Regions from separate parts of the Homo sapiens genome. Here region 2 is linked to region 1. Evidence: chromatin loops called from intact Hi-C (ENCODE). Cell type or tissue: adrenal gland. All regions are shown on one strand. Links, peaks and the distances in the headings refer to the core of each region. The heading gives the core; the rest is flanking DNA. Region 1 overlaps FAM83D (family with sequence similarity 83 member D). Region 2 has its middle 50 kb from the start of SLC32A1.

What was found. Peaks named below come from ENCODE experiments on the same cell type or tissue, not always from the same donor. Only the 100,000 strongest peaks of a DNase experiment are listed, where the experiment ranks them.
Region 2: it touches region 1 in a loop (7-fold over the local background); 1 of 110 quality-filtered maps calls a loop at or near these places.

Annotation. Positions count from the first base shown.
Region 1 is chr20:38,950,001-38,955,377 of GRCh38, reverse strand. It overlaps FAM83D (family with sequence similarity 83 member D), which reads right to left. Exons shown (of 4, transcript NM_030919.3): 4 at 2,272-3,839. The coding sequence ends at 2,858. Among named protein-coding and RNA genes, the nearest start is that of DHX35, 9.7 kb to the left of the region's middle. In adrenal gland, for the core only: no CTCF peak of the experiment used is centred there; no DNase peak of the experiment used is centred there.
Region 2 is chr20:38,672,093-38,677,469 of GRCh38, reverse strand. No RefSeq gene overlaps it. Among named protein-coding and RNA genes, the nearest start is that of SLC32A1, 50 kb to the left of the region's middle. RefSeq lists a silencer at 2,904-3,013. In adrenal gland, for the core only: no CTCF peak of the experiment used is centred there; a DNase peak (open chromatin) is centred at 3,189; H3K4me3 peaks cover 1,018 bases; H3K27me3 peaks cover 1,233 bases.

The DNA of each region.
Region 1 (5,377 bases), core at 285-5,284:
ATGCCATTCTCCTGCCTCAGCCTCCCGAGTAGCTGGGACTACAGGCGCCCACCACCACGCCCGGCTAATTTTTTGTATTTTTTTAGTAGAGACGGGGTTTCACCGTGTTAGCCAGGATGGTCTCGATCTCCTGACCTCGTGATCCGCCCGCCTCGGCCTCCCAAAGTGCTGGGATTACAGGCGTGAGCCACCGCGCCCGGCTCTTGCTCTTATTTCTAATTGTTGGCCACACTTTCAGAGAATAATGGTTTTGAGTCCTGCTCCACAAAAAGAGCACTCTGTGGTAGGTAGTTTGTGGTAAGCCATATACCTGCCCTGCTCTGAGAAATTCACTGTGATCATTACTTCAGAGTTCTGAGTAGTCCTGCATTAAAGAACTTTGTTTACATTTCTTTGGCCCAGTTTCTCACACTAAACACAGAACCTTTGTTATGTCATCCTATTAACAGTTCCATAGAACATTCAGTTAAAATTTCAAACTAAATTAAAATACATTATCACAGGCTGAATGCAGTAGCTCATGCCTGTAATCCCGGCACTTTGAGGGGCTGAGGCAAGAGGATCACTTGAGCCCAGGAGTTTAAGAGCAGCCTAGGCACCATAGTGAGACCCTGCCTTTACAAAAAAATAGTGAGCTGTGATTGTGCCACTGCACTCCAGCCTGAGCAATAGAACGAGACTGCTTCAAAAACAAACAAAAAGAAGTATCACAGATTAGGACTTTGTACTTACTTTTTTTTGTTGTACTTTGCTTTTTTTGCTGTTTTGTTTTTGTTTTGTTTTTTTTGAGACAGAGTTTGGCTCTTGTTGCCCAGGCTGGAGTGCAATAGCGTGATCTCGGCTCACCACAACCTCCGCCTCCCAGGTTCAAGCAATTCTCCTGCCTCAGCCTCCCGAGTAGCTAGGATTAGGGGCATGCACCACCACACCCAGCTAATTTTGTATTTTTAATAGAGACAGGGTTTCTCCATGTTGAGGCTGGTCTCAAACTGCTGACCTCAGGTGATCCGCCCACCTCAGCCTCCCAAAGTGCTGGGATTACAGGCGTGAACCACCGCGCCCAGCCTGTACTTAACGTTTGTTAATGAGGCTGTTTTAGTTTTCCATTCACCATTGCAGTAACTGCCATTTCTCAAGGTACACTCTCTCCTGCTTCCATACTCCGTGTAGAGAAATAGTCATGTAACAGAGTACTGCACTTAGAATCTAGAAACCTGTGTTTAAATTCTTGCATCACCATTTACAAGCCATGTCATCTTGAATATGCTACTTAATCAGTGCCTCAGTTTCATCTGAAAATTGGAAATAACAGCTACCTAACCTGCATAGCTCTCTGCTACATTGCTGCAAAGATCAAAGATGGCATATATGAAGTGACTTAAGTCTGTAAGATGATTTCAAATAACAATATGTTTACTCGAGGCTTAGCTCAGAGTTGTTTCTAAGCAGACATGGATCAATTTCCTTCCTTTCCTTTTCTTTATAGCCACAGATTACAGCACTAACCCAGCAAATAGCCTGACCATCATAAGGAAGTCCTGGCACACGCGTGAGTGTAGGGACACTCATGATACAAGTGCATCAGCATTTTATGTGGCAGACACCTTCCCCTGTTATAGATCTTTTTTGCTGTAGCTAAGTCAGGAGAGGGAGGAAGGCATCATTTAACTCTCTTCCCTTTTGTCTGTCCATGAGAATGAGACAAAAACAGGATTCCACAGCCATACCAATCCTGATTAGAAGGATGTAGAAACCATTACACTGCCTGCCACTGGACCAGGAAACTGGGATAATTGTCAGTGTCCTCTTTTGCCCCTACTCTGGGATATTAGATGGCTAAATCACTGTCAATACACCCAGCTGATGAAATGAGGCCCATGGGGCCACCAGAGTTAATATTGGGAATGAATATAGGAACATACACTAACGCCTCCTTTGGTAGACAAGCAGAGTACCAGAGTACCAAGGACCTACTGAAATAGCTCAGGCTTTTTCTTCGAAAAGAGAAAAGGCAGAGCATGTGCAAAGGCCTGCTATTTCTGGCCAGTTTCCTCACTTAAACTATAGAGTAACATCAATATTCATGATGCTGAGGAAGGTTAAGTGGATCTATTTTCTCTTCTATAGTTTGGATCATCTACTTCTTCCTCACCCTGACACTATTTAAAAAACCTTCAGATATAGATATCTATATACCTATATCTATTAGGTGCATTAATTTGTGACATACTCCCAGATTTAAAGAGAAAAGTGTCAGAGGGGGGGAAAAAGTACAGAAGCACAAGTTTATATTTATTTAATGCTAAGAACACAGATATTCTAAAGAGATAAACAGAAAGTAGTTTTATTTTTTCTAAATAGGATTTTGATCACAAAAATGCTGGTGATTCAAACCTTTAAAACAGAAGAGCATACAACCTAAGAAAAATGCAAAACAGGCTACAAACCTGTACATCATGTTACTGCACTGAATACTGTAGGCAACTGTAACATAATGGTATTTGTATCTAAACACAGAAAAGGTATAGTAAAAATACAGTATTATAATCTTATGAGACTGCCAACATATACGTGGTCTGTCATTGACCAAAACATCATTATGTAGTGCATGACTATTAAAATTGTGCAAAACAAACCCCTGTATCCATAGTGTTTAAACCATAAAACCAATACCTGGTATATACATGACAAAACAAAGCATGTAAAATAATATGCAGCCTAAAGAATTCAAAGACAACAAAGGTGACAAAGTCAGGTAAAAGAAAGGCAATTAGGGACATAAGATATTTTTTAAAGCAGGAAGCTGATGATGTCCACTGTAAGCCTGGAAGAAACCAGGAGTCTGAACACGGAGCAGTTACTGATAGGAAGGATAAAGTGCTACATCTCTAACAGCAAGCAAATTAACTCTGCTGAAATTGCCAGAATGAAGGCCAAGGTGGTTTTCAGTAAAGAGTGTTCTCCTTGACAGCATAGCCAGCATGTGGTTGAGCCGGGACCTGATACCAGCGAAGTGGAATTGCCGCTCTTTGTTCAAGTTTCTAAGTGAGTCACTCAAGTACAGTTCCAGGTGGGGGGTGCCCAGGTACTTGGGATAGCCAGGATTGTGGAAGTCAGTGGTTCTGATGGAAGCGGGAGAACCAGTGGAGCTTGCCACAGAGCCTTGGGAAGACACAGAGGAGGAAGACTTCAAACTGGAAGATCTCGATACAGACATTTTTGAGACTGGTGACCCTTCTGTAGATTGAGTTCCTCGAGGAAAGAGAATGTTCTCATCCATGTCAGTCTGAGTAGTGGTCGATCTGGACCAAATCGTGGTTTGAGAGCTTGCTATCCTGGTGATGACTGCAGTCTGGGTACCAGCACATGCTGTGGTGATGCTGGTTTGTGTTCCCACCTCACTCACACTCAGCCCTGGCATCTCCTCTCCTGGCTCTGTTTGAGTGGCAGCGTCAATGGCCTTTCTGCTCTGGAGCTCGTCCCTGTGGCTGCTGAAGTAGTCTTCCTCACTAACAGTAGAGGACTCACAGTCATGGGGCTTGCGCTCTGCCTTGCCCTCTGCGGGCATCTCTGGGTCCAGGTCCGCCTTCCTGGGAGTACTTGACAGCCTAGCCAGCCGCATCCGCAGCAGGTTGCCCAGGGTGAGCTCCTTGGACTGTGGTTTTCGGTTGGTGAGGTGATCAAACTTGTTGCTGCTCTGGAAGTGAGACAGGAGTTTGGGGCTGATGGGCTTGGACTGGGCATACAGGATTCGGAACTCCAGATCAAAGTGTTCAACCACTTGGCCAGACAGAATTACCAAGTTACTGCTGTTTAATTTGCCATCCGTCCATGTAAAACTTAAAGATTAAAAAGAAACAAACAGCAGCTGGTAAGGATGAGCAATTTTGTTTTACTCACTGTCCATCTGAATAATATAGTACAGGTATCTTACCACATAAGGGTCACAAATTTGGTGATATCATACCTACCATTTGCATGTATTTAACTAGCCTTAACACATATATAACATTTATGTGTGTTACCATAAAAGTAAAAAGGCCAACTGTTTAACAAACACACTAAATGCTCAGCCTCAGAGGGTTTTTTTGTTTGTTTGTTTGTTTTGAGACGGGGTCTTGCTATGTTGCTCAGGCTGGTCTTGAACTCCTCGGCTCAGGCAGTCCTCCCACCTCATCCTTCCAAAGTGCTAGGATTACAGGTGTGAGCCACCTCACCTGGTCCTTGCCTCAGAGTTTTTAAAAACTGGAAAGGGGGCCAGGCGCGGTGGCTCATGACTGTAATCCCAGCACTTTGAGAGGATGAAGTGGGCAGATCCTTTGAGGTCAGGAGTTCAAGACCAACCTGGCCAACATGGTGAAACCCTGTCTCCAGTAAAAACACATAAAAAATTAGCCAGGCGTGGTGGTGCATGACTGTAATCCTAGCTACTCGGGAGGCTGAGGTGGGAGGATTGTTTGAACCCCGGAGGCAGAGGTTGCGGTAAGCTGAGGTCACACCACTGCACATTCCATGACTGGGCGAGATTCCATGACTGGGCGAGACTCCATCTCAAAAAATTAATTAAAAATAAAAAATAGGGCTTCTAAATATTTAGGCCAGCATCCCCATTTTAAAGGTAAGAAAACTATTTAGGCCAGCACCCCCATCTTAAAGGTAAGGAAACCAGATAAAGGGATTATCACAGAGGGGAGCTACTGCTGGACTCCAGATCAGACCCTAGGCCCTATGAATTGCTAATGCCCTGCTCCTTGCTACTGTTTGAGTGGCAACATCAGTGGCCTTCCTGCCCTCAAGCTTGTCCTTGTGGCTGCTGAAGTAGTCTTCCTCACTAACAGTGGAGGACCCACAGTCATGGGGCTGTGCTGCCATTTTCACAAAACACCATGGCTCAAAACATTTTAGAGCTGATTAGTGGCCATGTGCCCTTGCCTGTACGGTGTCCCTTCCCCGCCTCCCTCCTCTGCTAGCAGAACTCACACCCACCTGTACCCCAGAAAGCTTTCATTATCATACTCTCTCCAACCACAATAGGGGCAGGCATGTGGTCCACACTGGCCAGAGTATCCTATTCCCTTGGATGCAGGGATTCATTCAGGGTGGGCATGTGATCCCACCAGAGCCAAGTAAGTTTTCAGAGATTTCTTTTTTCTTTATCAAATGGATTCTGACAGAAGGGATTGATAGTAATTCTGAGTGAAAGAGTTTCACCCTTTGGGAGACAGCTACTAAAGGCCATATAAGAAAGCCAGGATCTGGCTGGGCACGGTGGCTCATGCCTATCATCCCAGCACTTTGGGAGGCCAAGGTGGCCGGATCACAAGGTCAGGAGATTGAGACCATCCCGGCTAACATAGTGAAACCCCATCTCTACTAA
Region 2 (5,377 bases), core at 152-5,151, 280 kb after region 1:
GAGATAATAGCAGAGTTCCCTTCATCATTTCTCTAAGGGAAGCCCAGACCCTTCCTATAGGGAGGCTTCTAGGTGGTCTTCCTCAGCACTCCAGGGTTCTAGAAGTGAGTGTGCAATTCTCTCTCTCTCTCTCTCACACACACACACCCCACACCCCAAATGAGATTCTTACAATAAGACCCTAGAGCATAATCAGTTAAAAGAACCATTGAAATATGCCTTCTTTTATAGCCCTGATTTTCCCACACAAACTAATCTACTCCAGCAGACTTAATTCAAATGAACTGCACGTTCTCAGCACTATAAAAGTGACTTTATCACAGTCAAGAGAGAAAGATTAGAAGAAATGAATATGTGGGTGATTGAATACAGGATGTCCAGTGACAGGGGATGGAGGATGCGGATTTGCTATCTTGGTTCAGCCTCGGTTTATGATGATTGAGAGGGCTGCCCTCTCAATGGGCAGAGGCAGAATGGCCACAGGGTAAACACCGCTCCAGCCATGCCTGGCAGCCACCATCTGGCACTGAGAATGGCCAGCCTGAGCTGGCCTGGCCTCATCCAGCCTCCTGCTGTGGTCAGCTTAAAGGAAGCACAGAGGTGGGATCTGGAATCAGCCTGCCTGGGTTTGGACACCAGCTGTCCCACACAATAGCTGTGTGGCCCTAGGTAAGCTGGTTTACCTCACTACGCCTCACTTTCTCCATCTGGAAAATGGGAATGATTACCGCGAGGGCCTCACCAAGTTTGCTCTGAAGATCGAATGTTATAACACACACATGAAGTGGAGTGCTGGTCCCACAGTCGAGGACTGGCCAGGTAGACTTAGTATCAGCATCTCTCTACTCAGCCAGACCTCTGCTGCTGTTCTGGGCCTGGCTGGGGCAACATGGAGCCTCTGACCCTTTGAGAAGAAATCATCTAAGTTAGGAGGAGCCTTGGACTGGGTGTGGGGATGCTTTTGACCCTTTCCACCAAGCCATAGCATCCATGTACTGTGCTGTGACTTGGTAATAGTGCAACCACCTTAGGTTCAGATCCTGGCCCTGCCGTTTACTAGCTGTGTGAATTTGGGCATATCATTCAACCTCTCTGGGCCTCATTTTCCTCATGTGTGTAAATGGAGCCACCAAGAGTCCTTACTTCATAGGGATGACATGAGGACTAACTGAGATAACCCATCTGCAGCAGGCAACACAGCCCTGGTGTGAAGGAGGCGCTCAATAAACATGGGCTATTATTAATCCATTATCCTGATGGTATCTCACGGTACTGCTCCTCACATTATGACTCTAGATTTTACCTACCAGGCTGTTTCGTTTTGAGACGGAGTCTCACTCTGTCACCCAGGCTGGAGTGCAGTGGTGTGATCTTGGTTCACTGCAACCTCTGACTCCTGGGTTCAAGTGATTCTCCTGCCTCAGCCTCCCAAGTAGCTGGGACTAAAGGTGCGCACCACCACGGCTGGCTAATTTTTGTATTTTTAGTAGAGACAGGGTTTCACCATGTTGGCCAGGCTGGTCTTGAACCCCTGGCCTCAAGTGATCCACCCACCTCGGCCTCCCAAAGTGCTGGGATTATAGGCATGAGCCACTACACCCGGCCTAGATTTTATCTACTAGGTTGTGAAGCAACTATCCATCCATTCATGCATTTATTGAGCAAATTGCTATTTAGTGCTCAGCTCAGAATGCAGTGATGAACCAGCAAGGCCTGGACCCTGCACTGCCTCATTCATTCATTCATGCATTCTTTAGGCAGAGACTAGGCAATGGTGTCCCAGGTCCTGGAAATACTGCAAAGAACCGAGCAAAGCCCCTGTCCTCAAGGAGCTCACAGTTTTGTGGGGGAGACAGAAAAGAAACCAATAGACAAATCCAAATACAACTTTGGGTGGTCAGTGCCGTGAAGAAACAGTGGGTAGGGTATGGGGATGGGGAGGGTCTTACAAAAGGTGGTCAGCAAAGGCCTCTCAGAGGAAGGGACGCTGAACAGAGGCCTGTGTGAAACGAGGGCCTACTTACGTAGGTGTGGAAAGTACAAGGTTAGGAAGGGGGTGGGAGAACGAGGTCTCCCTCATCTGCTCAGCCCAGCAACCCTCATTCCTTCCCAGTTTCTCAGGAGACGTCCCCCCGCCCATATGGTCACGGAAGTCAGAATCTTGGGGGTGTCCTCATTTTCCCCCTCACCCCTAAACTTGACTAGCCACTGGTTCTGTAAATTTTACTCCCTAGTCTTCTTTTGCGTTCTATCCCCCAAGACCTCACCGACATTTTCTCCCACCTGGACCACGGCAGTTACCTCGTCCTCCTTGGTCCTCTGGACTCCAGTCTCAGTCTCCGCCTCCCAAAAGCCAAAAGGACCTTTGTAGAACACAAATGTGAGCAAGACCTCTGCCCACCTCCACCCCCAGCCTCCCTGCAAATCCCTGCTGTCCTCAAGAACCATCCCAGACCCTTTGCCGGAAATTCGAAGCCCTCCAAGACCTAACCCCAACCCCATCCTCGGCTCCGTGCCTCGTGGACTCTCCTCCAGGAGGCCTTCCCGGATCCCACGGGCTGGGTTTGAGGGTGCCCCGGAAATCCTGCCCGAACCTTAGATATGGGTGTCCGCATTGGATGAAGGAACGGATGGCTCCGGGAAGACTGGGCTGGGAGTCTGAGCACAATTCAGTTTAAAACTCCCTTCCCACTCCCACCCAGGGAAACAGGAAGGGGGGGCTGGCGGCGCCTACAGTTTGCATTCCTAGCGTGGGGCGAGCGCGCGACGGAGAACAAAAGGGCGGTAATGATCCGCAGCTGGGCGAGCAGCGTGTTCGGCCTGCGGAGACACCCGACCACCGGGGGTCGCCGTGCTCACTGCGCGTGCGCGGCTAGCGGGCGGGGCGCCCCGGGGCTCTGGGGGCGGGGTGGGGACGGCCTGGTGTGTGGGTGAGGGTGTGGGGGCGGGACTTGGTATGGATGGGCGGGGCTTGACGCGCGGGGGCGGGGTCTGGTGTGGGTGGGCGGCAGCGGACGCCTGGGACCGGGCAGGCGCCTGGCGCTTCCTTCCGGACCAGCTGCTCCGCGCCGCTCTGCTGTCATCAGGCGGGCGAGGAAAAGCCCCGCGTTCGCCGGTCGGCGCGGAGCCGAGCAGAAAATTGTTGATTCAGAGAAAATGAGAGCATCACGACTAAACAATGGCGGAAAGCGGCGACGACGCCGACAGGGCGTCCTAGCATCCCCTCCCTCCCGCTCGCGGGGACACGGGGAGCGAAGAGGGAGCTGAGCTGAGGGCCCGCGCGGAGAAGGGGGCGAGCGCTGCCAGCTCTGGGTTGGAGGCTGGGGGTACCGACCCCAGGGCTGCACCCTGAAGCCCTGAACTTAACGTCCCTCTCGGGTCCCCAGAGGCCCCGGATCCCGCTACCCTGGGTCCAGCTTTGAATGTTTCCGGACTTAGGGCACTGGGGTTGGGCCATGCTTTCTGACTGCAGGGGCGCATGAAACCCTGACTCCTCACCGTGGCCAGTAAGACCCCGAGTGATCAGGCTCCAGCCTCATGCCGCACCACGGCGCCCCTTAGTGTGACTCACACGTTCGTTGTCCTTTCTGTTCCTCAGACAAGCCCATCGCTTTCCTGATTCCCTCTGCCTTGGAAAGCTGTTGACCCACTCTTTGCATGACTGGCTTCTTCAGGTGTCAGCTTAACTATCACCGCCTCCAAGAGGTCCTCCCTGACCCTCTGATCAGAAGTGGAGCCCCACCCCTCCGTTATTCTGTATGATAGCGTCCTGTTCATTCCGTTCTTTTTCAAGGCGTGAAGTAATTTTGTAATTAGGTAGTTTTCCATAAACTTCATAAGATCAGGGACCTCTTCTTTACAGCTTTCCCAAGTCCCCATCTGAGTTCCTGGAAAGTCTTAGGTTCTGAGCCCACCCCTTCTCCCTCCCGAGGATGTGTTTCTCACAGCAGCATTTACATATTTAAAGCCAGGACACAGCCCTAAATTGTGTAGGGAACCTAAAATCCAAGCCTGGAAGTGGTGTATCCGGTGAGGTCATTAGGGTTGATTTTCCGAGCTAAATAATAATAGGCCAGGTGCAGTGACTCACATCTGTAATCCCAACACTTTGGGAGGCCGAGGCAGGAGGATCGCTTGAGCCCAGGAGCTTGAGAGCAACCTGGGCAGCACAGTGAGACCTCTTCTCTACAAAATAAATAAATAAATTAGCTGGGCATGGTGGCACGCGCCTGTAGTCTAAGCTACCCAGGAAGCTGAGGAGGGAGGATCGCCTGAGCCCTGAAGGTGGAGGCTGCAGTGAGCCTTAATTGCACCGCTGCACTCTAGCTTGGGCAACAGAGTGAGACCCTGTCTCAGAATAATAATAGTAATAGTCATCATCATCATAAATATTACTAACTTAGCACTCATCCTGTGCCACGCCCTGTACTGGTCGTATAAATGTTAATTCAATTCATCCTCATATCAATCTCAGCTTATTTGTGCTTTTAAGCACTGCCAGATATGCCTCCGCCAGGAGGGAAGGATATGGTGTTCGCATTAAACGGGGATTGCTGACAGGGGTTATGGGGAGGCCCAAGAAGATGCAGGGCCAGCTGAGGGGCCTGCTACTTGGTGCCCAGCACTGGAGACTTGACCGAATTCAAGGCCAGGCTCCTCTTTTTATAATGTGTGTATCTTGGGAAAGTTACTTAACTTTCTCAAGCCTCAGTTTTTGCACCTTAAACGGGGTCAGCCTGGGGATCTCCCCTCCTGGCCTGATTGGGATTCAAGTCTAAACCAAGGGTAAGAAAACATCGTCCATGTGATGGTGACTGGCCTAAAAACAATTTGCTGCTGATGATTGCAGAACCCCCTCCCCAAACTGCAGTTTAGAAGCCACACAAGCAAGTAAGTAAAGATGCCTAATGAGTAATAAGAGCAAACACTTACCTGGTTCTCACTGTGTCTTACTGCTGTGCCAGGTGCTTCACTACATTGACTGATTCATACCTCAGAACACACTTGCCGGAAAGGCATTATTATCCTCATTTTGCAGAATAGGAAGCCGAAGCACAGAGAGGTTAAGTAACTGGCCTAAGGTCACCCTGGGGGGAGTGGCAGAACTGGACTGGAACCAGGCAGCTGGGCTTCATCATCCGTCCCTTCAACCTTTTGCTGCATATCAAAAGTTAGTGTTCACACTTTTAAGAGGGCAAACTAGATGACCCAGTGGTTGCAACTCCTTTGGGGTGAGTCCCCTCTCTTCACCGAGGCCTGATTTTTTTGTAGTAAAAATCTTCTAATTATGATGACAAAGCTGAATGTTTTCAGGCAAGATCTTGTTTACTGTCATCTCATATGATTGTGTTTTGTTTTGTTTTGTTTTGTTTTGAGA